2 separate regions of the Homo sapiens genome follow, and region 1 is linked to region 2. A link is an interaction called in ENCODE POLR2A ChIA-PET data of the cell type or tissue named here. Cell type or tissue: Caco-2. All regions are shown on one strand. Links, peaks and the distances in the headings refer to the core of each region. The heading gives the core; the rest is flanking DNA.

Region 1 (4,378 bases), core at 135-4,134, 210 kb after region 2:
TATCCCCAGATAAGATGACATTCTGAGGTAGTAGGAGTTGGAACTTCAACATGTGAATTTAGTGGGGAGAACAAGTCACAATTCAATCCATTACAGTCCTACCCAATTGTGAGCTAACAATGTGTGTTATTTGAAGCTACTGAATTTGGTGTAATGGTGTGTGCCTGTAGTCCCAGCTACTCAGGAGGCTGAGGCAAGAGGATGGCTTGAGCCCAGGAGTTCAAGGCTGCAGTGAGCCATGACTGCTCCACGGCACCCTAGCCTGGGTGATCTTGTCTCTTAAGAAAGAAAGAAAGAAAGAAGGAAAGAAGGAAAGAAGGAAGGAAGGAAGGAAGGAAAGAAAGAAAGAAAGAGAAAAAAAAAACAGCTGGGCACAGTGGCTCATGCCTGTAATCCCAGCACTTTGGAGGCCGAGGCAGGCGGCTCACGAGGTCAGGAGTTCAAGACCAGCCTGGCCAACATGATGAAGCCCCGTCTCTACTAAAAAATACAAAAAAATTAGCCGGGCGTGGTGGTGGGCACCTGTAATCCCAGCTACCCGGGAGGCTGAGGCAGAAGAATCGCGTGAAAACCAGAAGGCGGAGGTTGCAGTGGGCCGAGATCCTGCCACTGCACTCTAGCCTGGGCAACAAGAGTGAAACTCTGTCTTAAAAAAAAAAAAAAAAAAAAAAAAGGGCCGGGCGCAGTGGCTTGCGCCTGCAATCCCAGCACTTTAGGAGACCAAGGCGGGCTGATCACCTAAGGTCGGGAGTTCGAGATCAGCCTGGCTAACATGGTGAAACCTCGTCTCTACTAAATATACAAAATTAGCTGGACGTGGTGGCGCATGCCTGTCATTCCAAGCTACTCGGGAGGCTGAGGCAGGAGAATCGCTTGAACCCAGGAGGCAGAGTTTGCAGTGAGCCAGGATTGCACCACTGCCTGGCAACAGTATGAGGCTCCATCTCAAAAAAAAAGAAAAAAATCTGCTAAATTTGTAGTAACTTGTTGCACAGCATAGAAAATTAATATAGTCTCCCTAAATATTATAGTTAGTACTGCCTGCTTTTAAGAGTCTCTTTCAATCTATAGATTCCCCCTGCATCTCTTTATTCTCTCTCAATTTTTTATTGAAAAATTTGGGATGGTTAATTTGTATCGCTTCCCATAGTCTGGATTTTGCTGGTTACATTCCTGTGGTATAGGTTAACAGGTTTCATTTTTTCCTCCTGTAAATTGATCATTGCATCTAGAGTGTTAATCAGATTAAGCTTTTTATGTTTTTGTTAAGACTCTTTCTAAGTACACAGCTACAAGGTGTTTGTGTGTGTGTGTATATGTATATGTGAATTTGTGTATTTTTTTTAAGATAAGATGCCTCATGAAACATACTGATACTTCTGATTCAAATTCAGGAGACAAGATGTTACTCATTCTCTTCTATTTCACATCTGTAACTCCTTTTCCCTACACCAAGAATTCAGTTCTCTGGCCACTGGGGATGATAGAATTTGAATATCACATAATTACTAATTGCTTTGTCCCATGTTCGAAAACATTCTTAGAATAAAAATATAACATTACCAGTCCATATGATCACTAAAAACAGTTCCAAAACATTTTATTTTACTTTAGTATTATTATTACTTTTTTTTTTCTTTGAGACGGAGTCTTGCTCTGTCACCCAGGCTGGAGTGCAATGGTGTGATCTCAGCTCACTGCAACCTCTACCTCCTGGGTTCAAGTGATTCTCCTGCCCCAGCCTCCCAAGTAACTGGGATTACAGGCGCCCACCACCACACCTGGCTAATTTTTGTATTTTAGTAGAGATGAAGTATTGCAGGATCTGGCCAGCAGCCTGCAATGCAACGGGGCTCTCTCTTTGTTCCCAAGCGGATTGGCAGGTTGAGAAATAATAGACACACACAAGATAGTGAAAGCTGGGTCCAGGGGGGTCACTGCCTTCTGGTCCCTCAGTGCCAACAATGCACGGGATATACCAGCATTTATTATTAAGTTTAGTGAGGTCGGGGGTAGGTTAGTGAGGGATTTAGGGTCATTTGATTATGAGGTGAGATGGTCACATGGGGATGAAGCAATTCTTTAACATAACATTTGTATGTAGAAGTACAGTACATTTGTATGTAGAAGTATAGTATACAGAGATAAGAATTTACAACATAGTGTGTGCGTCAGTAATTTCTAACAGAGCCTTAAAACAGAAACACAGTCTTTCCATAACCTATGATTAGCAAGATTTTAATCAGTAGTAAAAACTGCAACAAAAGCTGGTTACAAACAATCCATGGAAACAGGAAGCTAGACAACCGGTTAGACCAGAAATTCTCAGAAGGGAGTATGCCTTAACCCTAAAGAGGCCTAGAAGAGCCACGGCAAGATGAGGGCGTTTATAGCCCTATCTTATCCATATGGACAGGCACCCCCTATGCGTCCATTTATAGGCTCTCCACAAGGGTCGCATTCCATTCCCAGAGCTATGAACATCTGCTTTGCTGGGATACGAATCTTGGTGATGTGAAACTTCCCTGACTGCAAGTCCATTCATAGGCTCTCTGCAGGGGGAAGCACATCACGTGCTATTGGCTCATTCTGGCAGTCCAACCTGGCATTGTCTTTACACAATCCTGCATGCAATTTTGTATTTACAATAATCAGGAGCATTTCATCTTTTATTCCATAGCAATAGTTTCAGGGGGTCTCCCTACAATGAAGTTGCGCCACATCGGCCAGGCTGGTCTCGAACTCCTGACCTCAAGCCACCCACCTGCCTTGGCCTCCCAAAGTGCTGAGACTACAAGCCTGAGCCACCGTCCCTGGCCAAAAAACAAAAAACAAAACACACACACACACACACACACACACACACACACACACTTTAAAGATATGCCCACACCATTTTCTCCCCCTATTTATAGCTGTACTTTGTCTATGTTGTTGGCGAATGTAACCATTACACTCCATCCTCTCCTTTTTACTCCTCATCTTCTCTTGGTTCTCCATGTAAATATATCTTTAATGTTCACACCAGGCTAATGTCAATGTCTTTTTAGTCTCGTTGGTTGTCTGAAGCTTATTTTCTAGTAATTCCTCAGGAAAGGCTTTGGGAACAATATTCTCTGGGTTCCTGCACATTGGTGAGAATCTGCTATTTTTTTTTTCTTTTTAACTCACTCTGTCACCCAGGCTGGAGTGCACTGCCGCGATCTGGGCCCACTGCAACCTCCATCCCCCAAGTTCGAGCGATTCTCCTGCCTCAGCCTCCTGAGTAGCTGAAATTGCAAGCGTGCACCACCACGCCCAGCTGTTTTTCTATTTTCAGTAGAGACGCAGTTTAGCCATTTTGACCAGGCTGGTCTTGAACTCCTGACCTCAAGTGATCTGCCTGCTTTGGCCTTCCAAAGTGTTGGAATTACAGGCGTGAGCCACTGCGTCCGGCCTGACAATCTGCTATTTTTATACTTAAAAGTTAGTTTGACCAGGCCGGGTTGGGTGGCTCACACCTGTAATCCCAGCATTTTGGGAGGCCGAGGCGGGCTCACCACCGGATGTTGAGAGTTCGAGACCAGCCTGACCAACATGGAGAAACCCTGTCTCTACTAAAAATACAAAATTAGTCGGGCGTGGTCGCGCGTGACTATAATTACAGGACTGCCCAGTGGTCGGGACCCTGCTAGGTTCCAGCCAGTGGGAGCGGATGGGGTAGTGGGAAGGCGGGGCCTGGCGGGTGAGGGCGGGGCCTGGCAGGTGGGGCGGAGGCCTTCCGGGGGTGGAGCCGGGGCCTTCCTGGGGTGGAGCCAGCGGCCCTGGGCACAGGGCCCGCCGGGGCTCTGGCAGGGCGGTGGGAAGGCGGGGCCTTCTGAATGGGGGCGGGGACGGCTGGAGTTGCGGGGACTGCTGGAGTTGCGGGGCTTGCCTGGGGTGGGGCGGGGCGGCCTAGGGGTGGGGCGGGGCGGCCTAGGGGTGGGGCCGCCTAGGGGTGGGGCCGGCGGCCCTCGGGATGGGTCCTGCCAGGGCGCAGAGATGGCGGTGGAAAGGCGGGGCGAAGGCGGGGCGTGAGGCGTGGAGGTGTGGCCTGACTGGGGCGGGGCGGGGCGGGGCGGAACAGCCTAGAAGCAGGGCCTGGAACTGCAGGATACACTCCCCTCCTGCTACCTAGGCAGGCGTGAGGGTGTGACGGCCGCGCATTCGCCAGACGAGAGCGATGGCTGAGAACGCCGCACCAGGTCGCCTTAGACTCACCAGGTCGCCTTAGACTTAGATGGGACGGGGAGGCCTCGCGCGAGCGCCCCATTGCCCACCCACCTGGTTGGGACTGTGGAGGAGGGCGGATGGAGTGGAGGGTTCACCGACCGCGTCGCCCTTCTGGGTGTCGCAGCTC
Region 2 (4,378 bases), core at 295-4,294:
AAAGAAGGCGAGTTTGCAATGACTGCGGTGTCCATGTGGCACCGCCCAGTCTGTCATCAGGTCAGGTTCTCCCTTCCTCCACAAGTGGCTCCCCCAGCCAGTGAAACAAGGGCCCCACTTCCACTGTCGCCGCCTCTCCCCACTCTTCCCTTCCAACGGCTTCAGCCACAGAGTGCAACCCGCCTCTTACACCTTGGATGCGCTGTTCTTGCACTTCCCTCTGATGGTACACCCTCTCCTGCCTTAGCACGGCAAACTCCTACTCACTCTTCAAGGCCTTCAAATGCCACCTCCTCTGTGAAGCCTCTCTTGATTTCCCTGTCAGACCTCACAGGGGTACTCAGGGAAAAGATTTCTGTGGGGAAAAAACCCCTTGGGGTGAGTTTGCCCAAAGGAAGTGAGCCCATCACACCGTCTAGGACATGGGGAGAGGGCAGCTGTTCCATCCTGGTGGTCCCACTTCCTGGGGGGTCTGAGTCTGGGTGTGTTCCTCTGAGCTCTAGGAACAGGGCTCCTCTATGCCCAGCTCTGGGCAGGTGCCAGGAGTGCAGAGGGGAGGCCTTAAGTGTCCCTGTAACCAAGGATGGTCACCCAGGCTCTGCACCCAAAGGCCTAACAGGGAGACAGACCCACGTCTGTGTGGTCAGGACTGTGAGAGGGCAAAGAAGGTGGGCCAGGCACAGGACCCAAGTCCACCTGAGAGAAGGACAGGGAAGGCTTCCTGGAGGAAGTGAATTGAGACCAGAAGACTTGACCAGAAAAGAGGAGGTGGTGACGTCAGGTTAGGGACCAGCTCCAGGGGAAGGGAGACTGGAAGGAGAGCCACAGCCTTCCCCTGACCTTCTGCCTGTAGATGGTTCCTGCCCTGGCTTCTCAGCTTAGAACTCACAGTCTCTGCTAGGGCCTGAGCTACGGCCTGGCCCTGGTAAAACTCACTCCACCATGCCCTCTCTGGAGGCCTGCTGTAAACACACTGACCACCTGCGCCCATGTCACTGCACCTGCCTGAGCCCTGTGGCAGCCCAGAGACTTGTACCATGGCCGCTTCCTGGCCCAGGGCAGGCTCAAGCTCCCTTGCCCTCATGGGCCCGTCAGAGGAGTCAAGGTCCAGGAGGCTGTGCTAACAGCCCCTGGCTGCAGAGCTGTTTGCCAACCTCCAGGCCAGCCAGGCCAGCACTGTAGCCGGGGGAGCGCCCAGCCCTGGCCTTCGTTCTGCAAAGCCCCATCCCAGCCTCGGTCCCAGGTTCTCGGTCTCTGGTCACGCTTGGGAAGCAGCTGCGGGCAGAAGTAGCCTTCAGAGACCTCAGGCTGCCCAGGCTAAGAGAATGATGGAACGGTGACCCTGGCTGGGGGCAGAGACCTGGGAGGGAGGCCGGAGAGCTGGGACAGCGCCTGGGGGTTGGGAGAGCTGCCCAGGCCTCCTCCGGGGTGAGCTGAGGAGGGGCTGCCATGCCTGGGAGGAGGGGGCCGGCTCCTCCTGCCTCGCCGGCCTGTCTGTCTCCAGCTCTTCACTGTAAAATAAATGCAAGAAGCACACGCCAGATAGAAAAAAAGGGAGGGCCAAATAAAGCCCCACGCCGCCCAGCACGGGCTCCCTCCGTGGGTCTGGGCCAGGGCCTCGGCCTGGGTTACTTGCTGCTCCTTTTCCCGGGAAACCACTGGTGCCAAATTTGCATTTACCACAAACAGAGACAACACAATGTCATAATCCTTCTCCTGTCATTCTCCGCTCTCTTCCTCCTCCCACCTCAGACACACACACGCTAACACAAAATGACGGCTCCCTCGACAGCCTGAATGAGCAAAGCCCTCGATCTGCCTCTTCATTGTTGGCGTTTCTCTCGGCCCTCGCTCCGTGCCCATCGCCCAACTCGCAGCAGACCACCCACTGCCCCTCCTTTGTCCCGCATCACCACTGACAAATGGCCTGCTGGAGGTGGAAGAACATGCCTGGAAATAGTGGAGGGGGGGAGAGGGAGCAGCCAGCCCCAACCCCCCGCCGCTCTGCACCCTCACACCCGGGCTGGCTGCGCACGGCGGCTGGATCTGGACCGGAGGGGACGGGGGCGCGGCTGGATCTGGACCGGAGGGGACGGGGGCGGGCACTCGGCCCCTGGGACTGTGACCCGGGGCCCTGCCCTTCACGCCCCTGCTGCTGCCGCGCTCCCCGAGCAGCCCCCTCGGGCCCCTCCTCTCCCGGCCACCCTCCTGGGCACTGCTCTGAACATCCCCCGCCTCCCCGCCCTCCATCGCTCTTTATGGCAGTTTCAAAGCTACAGCCGCCACTCGAGCAGCTGCGGCCTTTGATGGGGACAAGGCAGTAAAGGCCGCCCGGGAGGCCCCTGCCCAGCCCTGCCCTGGCCCGGCGCGGCCCCTGCCCGCCCCCGGGGAGCCTCGGGCCAGGGCAGCGCGGCGCGGCGGAGCACCCGGCGGGCACGCCTCGCACGCCAGAGCAAACTTTCACGACCGCGGGAGAGGCACCGCGCACACCGTTACCTTTGCAGCCGCATCCTTCCCTGGCCCTTGCCCCAGACCCCTTGCCAGCCCGGCGACCACGGGGGAGGAAAACAACTCCTGAGCCGAGGCGGGGGAGGAGGGGAAAGGGAAAAAAGGAGAAGGAAAAGGAAAGGGGGGCAGTTTCTCGGCTCTCAGCCTCCTCGCGGCTCCTCCTGCCCAAGCCGGCAAGTGAAGTCACAGGGCCGGGGCGGTGACATCAGCTGAGCCTCTGACATCACGGCCCCTGCCGATCTCACCTCTGCAGGGTGGAGATGGAGGAGCAGCGGGGAGGAGGGATGGATGGATGGAGGAGGGAGGGGAGCACCCGATCCCCCCTCGCCTTCAACTGCGGAGAGCGCGTGCCAGCGTGGAGGGGGGCAGGGGAGGGGCGGGCTCATCTGAAGAGTATGTCTTATCTCTATAGATAGGGGCGATTATGTGTCTATTTATAATTGGCCCCAGAGTAAATGGCTTAAAAGGGGCCAACGCCCACCACAGGTGAGAATCGCAGCTCACTGCTGTGCTTGGAGACTGTGGGGTAAAGGCAAGTGTGACCGTTCATAGAGCACCTACTGTGTGCTGGGGATTTGCACCCAGCACCTTAGGTGGTCGTCACGAGGACCAGAGAGGGCTGCATTTTACCTGGCAAGGCTCAGAAAGGGAAGGGCATCTCTGAGGCTGCAGAGCAGGAAGGTGAGCTGGGATGTGAGGCCAGCAAAGTGGCCCAGAGCCTGAAGGGCTAGCTGGGCAGCTCCAGGGCTAAAGCCTTCATGGGCCACTGGAGTGAGCCCTGGCTGCCCCCTACAAAGGTGGGCTTGGAAAGGGCAGGGCATGGCAGTCCCGACCACCTTTTGTCCCAAGTCCCATCTCAGGGAGGCCACAGCAAGAGGAGGCCTGGCCTGGGGTCCTGGCTCTGTTTCTCTGTGTACAACAGCAGCGTCCGTTCCGAGGGGCTGAGCACCTACTACCTGCAAGCCCAGCACAGGCGCTTCACACCCCCTTCCTACCCCATGGCAATGCCTGAGAGGTAAGCACCAACGCCCCGTGTCAAGATGGGGAAACCAAGGCCCAGGAAGCATTGGGACACAACAGAGACCCAAGTGTCCAGTGCCTGGACTCTGGGCCGTGGCCAGATCCTTGACCTGAGCCGCCTACTCCGTAGCTGTTCAAGCCATCCTTGGCCTGGTGGGGACTTCCCTGTCCAGTGTTCCAGCCTCTGCCCTCCAGTGAGAGGCCATGCACTTCACTCGGCCATGCTCGCTTCAGCCTGAGGCCCCTGGCCCAGGGCCCCTCCAGGCCCTGCTCTGCCTACTCCACGGCAGGGCCCTTCCCCTCTTCCCTGGTGCCACGGGGCAGCTGGGCTGCTGACCACTGGCTGCCCCAAACTTGGCACACGCCTGCCACTGAGCTTCTGTGCCTGGCACCTGGTGAGGGCCTACTAAGCGCCAGGTCCTGGTTATCTCATTTCATCCTTCCCATATCTAGGATGTCAGGGTTACAGGCAAGGACACAAGGCAGCTCCCACCGACTATAAAGTACTTCCATTCCTCCTGGCCCTTCCCTAATCCTGGAGCTAGTATTCCCGCCTCGGTCCTTGGGACCCCCTCCGAGCAGCGCACCAGTCCCTGCCCCTACCAAGGGCTGCGTCTGCATTTAGGACCTAACATGGTACAGAATCCACAGGAGGCATTCCGCAGCCCTTCTAGATAAACTACTACTCAAAGACTGCAACTGGAAATGCCAGTGAAGAAACCTAGAACAAACGCCTTCATTCTGTGCTCTTTGGTTTTTATTTTTATTTTATTTTATTATTATTTTATTTTTTTTGTAGGGATAGGGTCTCACTATGTTGCCTAAGCTGGTCTCGAACTCATGGGCTCAA

The links. Peaks named below come from ENCODE experiments on the same cell type or tissue, not always from the same donor. Only the 100,000 strongest peaks of a DNase experiment are listed, where the experiment ranks them.
Region 1: POLR2A ChIA-PET joins it to region 2 with 5 read pairs; 2 of 35 experiments call an interaction of 5 or more read pairs at or near these places.

Annotation. Positions count from the first base shown.
Region 1 is chr22:42,496,470-42,500,847 of GRCh38, forward strand. It overlaps the pseudogene SERHL. Among named protein-coding and RNA genes, the nearest start is that of RRP7A, 21 kb to the right of the region's middle. RefSeq lists enhancers at 2,210-2,730, 2,816-3,317 and silencers at 2,314-2,608, 3,518-3,887, 3,908-3,957. In Caco-2, for the core only: no CTCF peak of the experiment used is centred there; DNase peaks (open chromatin) are centred at 2,402 and 3,768.
Region 2 is chr22:42,281,331-42,285,708 of GRCh38, forward strand. It overlaps a transcript of TCF20 not described here. Among named protein-coding and RNA genes, the nearest start is that of TCF20, 13 kb to the left of the region's middle. RefSeq lists enhancers at 888-1,738, 1,739-2,588. In Caco-2, for the core only: no CTCF peak of the experiment used is centred there; DNase peaks (open chromatin) are centred at 1,077, 1,845, 2,251 and 2,831; H3K4me3 peaks cover 1,330 bases.